2 separate regions of the Homo sapiens genome follow, and region 1 is linked to region 2. The links are chromatin contacts, found by Hi-C or POLR2A ChIA-PET in ENCODE. All regions are on one chromosome and are shown on one strand. Each heading gives the region's core, a stretch centred on a gene start or an enhancer-like site at or near the end of the contact. The rest is flanking DNA. Distances are from core to core; before and after follow the strand shown.

What was found. Hi-C counts contacts between places; a loop is a spot of excess contacts on that map. ChIA-PET counts read pairs that join two places held with the same protein, here RNA polymerase II (POLR2A). Pooled maps may share reads with other maps.
Region 1: a map of esophagus muscularis mucosa shows a loop between it and region 2 (4-fold over the local background). The contact joins two enhancer-like sites. A Hi-C loop is called at or near these places in 6 of 168 maps with a recorded cell type or tissue (IMR-90, chondrocyte, esophagus muscularis mucosa and 3 more) and 14 of 50 pooled maps. POLR2A ChIA-PET finds 5 or more read pairs at or near these places in 1 of 52 experiments (SK-N-SH).

The regions. Positions count from the first base shown.
Region 1 is chr5:173,565,394-173,569,198 of GRCh38, reverse strand. No RefSeq gene overlaps it. Among named protein-coding and RNA genes, the nearest start is that of LINC02995, 12 kb to the left of the region's middle. RefSeq lists an enhancer at 1-451. Within about 2 kb of position 1,563, at least 2 of the 41 ENCODE cell types and tissues checked have a DNase peak (open chromatin) inside an H3K27ac peak, as active enhancers do.
Region 2 is chr5:173,498,176-173,501,974 of GRCh38, reverse strand. All of the region lies in intron 11 of LOC105377732 (a long non-coding RNA gene), which reads right to left. Among named protein-coding and RNA genes, the nearest start is that of LINC02995, 80 kb to the left of the region's middle. RefSeq lists an enhancer at 2,608-3,274. Within about 2 kb of position 2,439, at least 13 of the 41 ENCODE cell types and tissues checked have a DNase peak (open chromatin) inside an H3K27ac peak, as active enhancers do.

The DNA of each region.
Region 1 (3,805 bases), core at 314-2,813, 68 kb before region 2:
ATTTTAAAATCACAGAGTACTCAACTATCGATTTCTAAATAAGCTCCATTTTCCTGCAATAGTCTTTGCAAAATGCCTGCCCAGATCTATTATAATTGCCTGGAAGGCTACTTTTCTGTATTTGCAAGGCCCTGTTGCTCTTGTACCCTCTCTGAGATCTCCTGAAAATTACTCCAGATTCTCATTAAGTATGATCAAGGATGCTCCTTTAAACAAGAATAGCCAGTAAAGCGTCCCGTTACCCTTTCCTCCTTCCTCCATTCTACAGCCAGGAATGCATAAGAGACAGCTGGAGCTCTAGCAGCCATCTTGAGCCATGAGGCAAACTAGAGGATGGAAGCAAAGGCTAAGCCTGGTGAAGCAGAAATCGTGGAGGAACACAATGCCCCAGTGACCATGGAGCCATGACACCAGCCCTGGACTAACTACTTGTGGAACCGTTTTAAATGAGAGAAAAATCAGCACAATTGTGTACATCTGCTGCTCTTTTAGGCACTGCAATTTGTTTTGCTTGTTTTTAAACCTCTCATAAATGGAATCACGCTGTGTGCCCTTTTTTGCATCTGGCTTCTTTCACTCATTTTCATGTTTGTGGATTCTTCATGTTGCTGCGTATAGTTCTTGATGGACACATGGGTTGTTTCCAGCTTGAAGTTATTATAAACAATGCTGCCTTGAACATTTTCACATGTTTCTTGATGCACAGATGTACACATTTCTTCTGGGAATATACCTAAGAATAAATAGCCAGATCATGGGACAGGCATAGGTGCAACCTTAGTAGATACTGCAAAGAATTTTCCAAAGTTTAGTCATTTGACATTCCCACTTGCACAATATGAGAATTCCCATTGCTCCACTTCCTCGTCAACACTTAGTATTATTTGCCTGTTTTATTTTAGCCATTTTGGAAACTATGCTGTGGTATCACCTTATGTTCATTGGCCATTCAGATATCAACCTTTGCAAAGGGCCTACTCAAGTCTTCTGGCCAGTTCTCTATTGAGTTGTAGGCTTTTTCTCTTACTAATTTGTAGCTCTCTTCTGGCTATGACTTCTTTGATGAATATATGGTTTGCAAATACTTTCTCTCATTCTGTGACTTGTCTTTTCACTCTCATAAGAGTGTCATTTGATGGGTCAATTTTCAAGTAATAAAATCCATCAACCATTTCTTTATGGTTAATAAGTTTTAGTCCTGTCTAAGTCATCTTTGCCTACTCCTTTGTGTCTTTCTAGAAACGTTGCAAACGTCATAATTTTACCTTTCGTATTTTGATGTGCAATCCATCTCCCAAATACTTTTGAATGATCCATCGGACACCCATGTAGGTGAGAAACCTGTTTATAATTGTCTGACTAGAGTCCAACTCAGCCTTACACATAAACACCAAGTCGTTTTTGCACTGTTTAATACACACTGAGTTTCCCAGAATGTAACTCCTGTGTAAATTTAGAGAAGATCACATTTTGTTTTATTTGGAACTTTACCAAGATTTGAATCACCATTTCAGAAAAAATACCACTGACAAGGAAGCTGCCCGAGGCACATGAGTCCCCAATAACATGCCTGTGCCCGGCCGCATCCTAGGGAATTCTGTGCTTTATGTGCACACACACTTCACTGGCTCTCAAACTGTTAACTATTAAGGAAAAGATGCAACAATCTTCAACTGATTTGTGTCTAACTTCTCTTCAATCCCAACACATTCTTTGTAACTTGGAGCATGTATCTGATCACTTTAAATATACCCTCTCAGGTGGTCCTGCCCAGTGCCTAGGTATTGGCACACATATTATTTTATGATAAATCACCTTACTTTAATGTCTCTTTCCTATTACAACCTGGGAATTATATGAATTTGGGAAGGGATTATATGTATAAATACATTTTATTTAGTGGCAAGATGGTAAGGGGATTTTACAAAATATTTGCTATATGAAGGAGCCACGTGGTCCATGTCATCAGCTTTGCCCAGAGGGCCTCACTTTCCAAGTCAAATGAGCACATGGAGGTGTTTTCCTAGCCACAAGAGTAGTTTTTTTCCAAAGTGGAGTTCCCCTGGGGCCAACAGTATTTCTTCTCATTAAATTTGTCTCCCACAACCCCAGGACAAAAAACAGGTGAGTGCTCAAAGCCACTTTTCCTGGGTCCCCCATCTACCTGCCTGAAATCACAGGTGGGCCTGCTCTGCTTCTTCATTGGGTTTAGTTTCACAGTTACAAAGGTCTGAGATCAAGTCCCAGCTCTGCCTCAATCTAGCCATGTGGCTTTGGGTGGTGTGTCAACCCTTTGCCAGCCCATAGCATACACTTATTAAATGAGTCAAAGAAAACATATATGGCATAGTTATGAAAGTCACAAGGTAGGAACAAGCGCGGATGCGTGCTGAGTGCTTCCTATAAGCCAACTCCTGCACCAGTGCCTCAGAAGGAGAATCTACTTCACCCTCACAACTCTGCCATGAGTGCAGGGACCACGATTCATCCCCATTTTACAGATGAGGAAAGCAGAGGGACAGAGAGGATCAGTAAACTGCCCCGGGCTACACAGTTGGTAAATGGCACAGCGAGAGGCGAACCCAGGCAATCTGACTATCTCCCATTAAATGATAGCTTGGGCCGGGCGTGGTGGCTCATGCCTGTAATCCCAGCACTTTGGGAGGCCGAGGCGGGTGGATCACTTGAAGTCAGGAGTTCAAGACCAGTCTGGCCAATGTGGTGAAACCCAGTCTCTACTACAAATACAAAAATTAGCTGGGTGTGGTGGTGGGTGCCTGTAATCCCAGCTACTTAGGAGGCTGAGGCAGGAGAATCGCTTGAACCCAGGAGATGGAGGTTGCAGTGAGCCAAGATCACGTCATTGCACTCCAGCCTGAGCGACAAGAGCAAAACTCCATCTCAAAAAAATATATAAATAAATAAAAATAAAAATAAATGATAGCTTGTAGGGGAAGAAGTGCCCAGAACAGGCAAGACACTCAGAGAATGGCAGCTCTTGGCTGCTATTATATGCTCATTAGTTGCATAGTTCTGAACACCTACATGGATGGGTCCTCCCACCGCCCACCAAAAACTAGTTACATGCCCTTGACCTAACTGCATTTAATATACACCACAGTGGCTGTTAAACTAGTTGCTTTCTAATATCCCAACTACCTAAATTGGGCAGTGTTTGTCAATAGAACAAACACTAGTGAATGTGATGTTAATTTTAATGTCCTTGCCTGTGCTATAGGCAAGTCTGTGTTTGCATTGGAATGCATGCTGATATTTACCTAAAATATCCAATCCCATAAACAACAAAAAGCATACTATGCTGAAAATATTTCCAAGCCCCAGGCCACTTATGCCTGCAAATACTTGACACAATGAAGCACGTCTGCCCCCTTGAAGGCTGGTTGTAACGGTCTCTAGATCCTGAAGAATGTTGTCTGATGTAGACCAAGGTCAGGTATGGTAAATATAGTGGCTTCCAGCACAAAATAGACTCCACTTCCCAGCAGGTGTGGCTGCTGAAACTTTCCATTTTTGAAAATGGTTGCGGGCTGGGAGAATTTTAGGGAGGTTTGTGTGAGGTGGTGTCATGGTGGCCATCCAGAAAGCAGCAGGACCCTGGAATTTAAAGCTGACTTTCAAGTTGAGCCTCTGCTATCACAAAGTAGGCAAGAGGCCTCAGGCCCTTGAGCTTTTGCTTCCTTATCTGTCAAAGGAGAAGGTTGTACTAAGAGAATCCCTAAAGCACCCTCAGGTCTGGACTTCCAGGATGCCACAGCAGCCAAGAAGTGTCATGCTCCCCACGATT
Region 2 (3,799 bases), core at 1,190-3,689:
GTTCTGGCAGGCTAATGGGCTCCAAAAATCAACTTTCAGGGCCTCTGCTGATGTCTTAATTAATGCTGTATGGATGAGTTCTTGCAGGAACATCAGTGAAAATCAAGCCATAAACAAGAAAGAAAAAAAGTCCAGGGCGGGGAGGAGGAACACACTGCTTTGCTAAATTTCCACCCAAGTTCAATTGTGTTATGGAAACTTGAACTGAACCCTTCCAAAGAGTTTTCAAAATATCACTTGCAGACTGGTTAAACTGGAAGCATGTGGAAGCATGTGTCAGTTTTCAACACTATAGACCCAGACCTCAATCCAGACTTTGAATTGCTGCATCCCCTCGAAGCAAAGGAAACCATGAGGACCCTGCTTGATGCCAGGCATTGGAGTGAGTGTTTCGTTTTCTATGGCTTATTTAATCCTCACAAAACCCTCTGAGGATGGCATGAACTCCATTTGATAGATGACACTCACAGAGGTTAAGCAACTGCACGGGTAACACAGCCAGGAAATAGTTTATATACGGGCTGGCCTTGGATGAAACACAACCAAATGTGAGTGCCTATTTTTCTCGGTGGTGTCACCTGTGTTTGGTGTTGGCTGGGCTGTTTCATTTGCCGGGAACAGAGGAGTGCCCGGGTTCTCTCTGGACTTGGGGCTGGACTACGAGAATCCAGAGGAAGTGCAGGAGCCTAGGAAGCAAATGCATTCACAGTAGCCGGACCCAGGCTTCTTGGAGGATCTAACAGTGCTTCTGCTGAGTGAGCAACATGGCCACCGATTCTGCAGACTGCCCCTAACACTCTCACTCTCGCTCGCTCTCTCTTCATCAGAGCTTCTTGCCGCTCTCTGCATCAACCTATTTTCAGGTTTCTGCCTCCTGCTCCATATCTTGACTTCCACCAGATGCCCCTCTGTGTGCATGTGTCTCTTTTTCTCAAAGGACAAGCTGATGAGAAATCTCCCAATCCAGCATGGGCATTGCCATATGTCCAACCAATCCTGGGTCCAACCATGTGTGACCAGGGTGGCAAGGTCACATGACAAAAATGTGGCTAATTATGCAGAAGAATTCACTTTTTCAAAGAAAGGAGGTGTGAGTGTGGCATCTCGGGGGCTTCACTATTTGGTTTGTGTGACTGTGAGTGGCTTCAAACAACAGATATTTACTTTCCCACAGGAAAGGGACACCTTTCACAGTGTCACAGGTCTGCACTCCCTCCGAAGACTCCAGGAGCAACTCCTCCCTGGCCTCCTTGGCTTCTGGCTGCCTCCCTCCAGCCTCTGCCCCTGTCTTCATGTGGCCTCCTTCTCCCTGTGTGGCTGTGTGTCCTCTCCTCTTATTACAAGGACACCAGTCATTGGAGTTCATGCCCACTCAAAATCCAGGACGCTTTTGTCATGAGAACCTTAATGAATTACATCTACAAAGACCCTATTTCCAGATAGGGCCACATCCTGAGCTTCCAAGGGGACATGAATTTGTGAGCTACACTATTTGAACATGACAGTGTATCTCCAAGACACTGTAGCGCCAGCCCCCAAAGTGTACCAAGGACTCGGAGAGAGTGGAGGCCAACCCTTTGCTGTTTCTTTGGGATCTGCCTCAGTATGGCGCCAGGTGCTAAGCAGATGGCTATTGAGTGACCTAGAGTAAACCGGAAATAAATTCAGAAAAATCAATCGGTGCATGATTTCATTAAAGTTCCCTCCATGTATGCAGTTCTGTACCCACCGTTGGCATCCCCTAGTCATCACTGCTGCCTGGTAGCAATGTACGGGGCATCCCACACCACACAGCACTGTTTACAGAGATGTGGACTTGTGACTGTCCTCTCCTCAGGACAGACGTTGGCCCCATAGCTTCTCCAGCCCTACAGTCCACCTAGTGCAACCTCTGCAGACCTAACTGTGTCTTGCAGTGTTCCCCTGACCGAGAGCTCGCTGAGTCCAAAATCCACACAAAGGGCCTCTTCAGGTTCCCTCCTAGTCCTGTTGCAGCTCAGCCTTGTTCCCTAAATGTTCTCTGGTGGGAAAACAAACCAAACCAAACCCCAGAACCCTGGTTTGGTTCTCAGCGATATAAACAATATTTGGATTTGGTTCGAGGTTGAGCAAACGAGTGCAGTTTGTTCCGGTTTTTGGTTCAAGGTTCAGGCCAAGTCTCTGCTCCAGACAGAAAGAATGTCCCTGGAATGAATGCCCCTTCCAACTAGGACTCAACAGCTAAAAGGCCAGGGTGTCCCAACGCAGGCCGCCTGCTCAGAGGACTCCCAGGGACCTCCCTGCAGCTTCCAATCCAGGCCCCCAAGGCCCCGGGGACTGGGCCTGGCAGCACACCTGCCCAATTCTCTGGGCCCATGCCACCTTCCATGGCCTAGAAGCAGAAGGCCATGGCCCCACAGGCTAGGCGCCAGGGCAGCTGAGCAAACACCCTCAGCTCAACTGCCTGGAGGCAGGGGCAGCCGGGGAGTGGGTGCCCCTGCATAAATCCGCCACAGTGGCCACATGGCACAGCACCTGCTCCCTCTCTCTGGTCAGGGTCTAAACTCAAACACTGCCCAGCAGAGAACCCAGATAACGAAATAGAACGTTACACTGAGCAGGAAACAACAGGGAGTGGTGGGTACTGTGGGAGCCACGCAGAGGTATGCACATTCAACCCACCGCAGCCTTAGTTCAGTGCACAAAGCATCCAGCTGCCGCTTGCTGGTCAGAGCAGCCTGCCAGAGGCACACACCACAGCTTCCAGAGCAAGCAGTCCTACATCCAGAGCAGAGTTTCTGGGGGCCATTCTGCTCTCTCCTGCCCCAGACAGGAAGCCAGGCAGGGCCAAGGACAGGGCATCAAAAAGCCTCATCCCTACGGAACAACTGCAGGGGACGGAGCAGCTGGGGGTATTGGGGACACCTGGCAGTGAATCACTCCTGAGGAATGTTGAAAGGAAAACACAGTTGCACTCTGGCCTCCCTCCCACTCGGATCCACGCATCAAAGGGGTCCTCGGATGCAGGGAACTTAGTGGGCTGGGTTGATCGGGCTTGCTCTGAATGTTGGACACCAGAGGGCTGGGATCGAAAAGCAGCTCCTGAGGGACTGCCCCAATTCTGGGTTGTGGGGACAGACGCACCTCCAGCCACCATGGGGGAAACTGAGAAACACTGGCAAGGGAAGCGGAATGAAAGCGCGCAAGAAGGGCTCTAGTCCAAAACACTCCTCTTTCTCAAGGTTATTTTTTTCTAGACTTGCTCTTTAAATCACCATCCAAACGGCAGCCTTATCAAAGGCAACTCAGGTGTCCCCTGACAGCCCAAAGCCTCTGCCCAGGGAAAAGGCCGTTTCTATTCTGCCTTGGATAGAAATCACAGCCTGAGACACAATCCAGAAATATTTCCCTGTGCTGGGCGCCCGGAGAGGATTAGACAGGAGCACATGTGATTTCAGCTTGGGTGTACTCGCCGCTCAACTATGCTTGCTACGTGCTGGATTCAATTATAGGTTTTCTTACACTTATATCTTCATTAGTTCTACATTGCCGAGTGGATGGAATGTGCTGTCAGCTTAAAAAAAAAGTGTTGGTTTTTCTTCCCCCCAAGGATTCAACACTGTCCAGTCCTGTTAAAAAAAGAAAGAAAAAAAAAATCTTGGCTCACGCGTACATTGCTAATGGGTATGGAATTGATTCACAAGTCCCCAACTCTAGTTATATAAAAGTAATTACTGCAACCTAGAGTAATTGGTTCCATATCCAATATTCACAGAAGGCTGCATATGTGTATGTCTGCGTGTGTGTGTGTGTGTGTGTG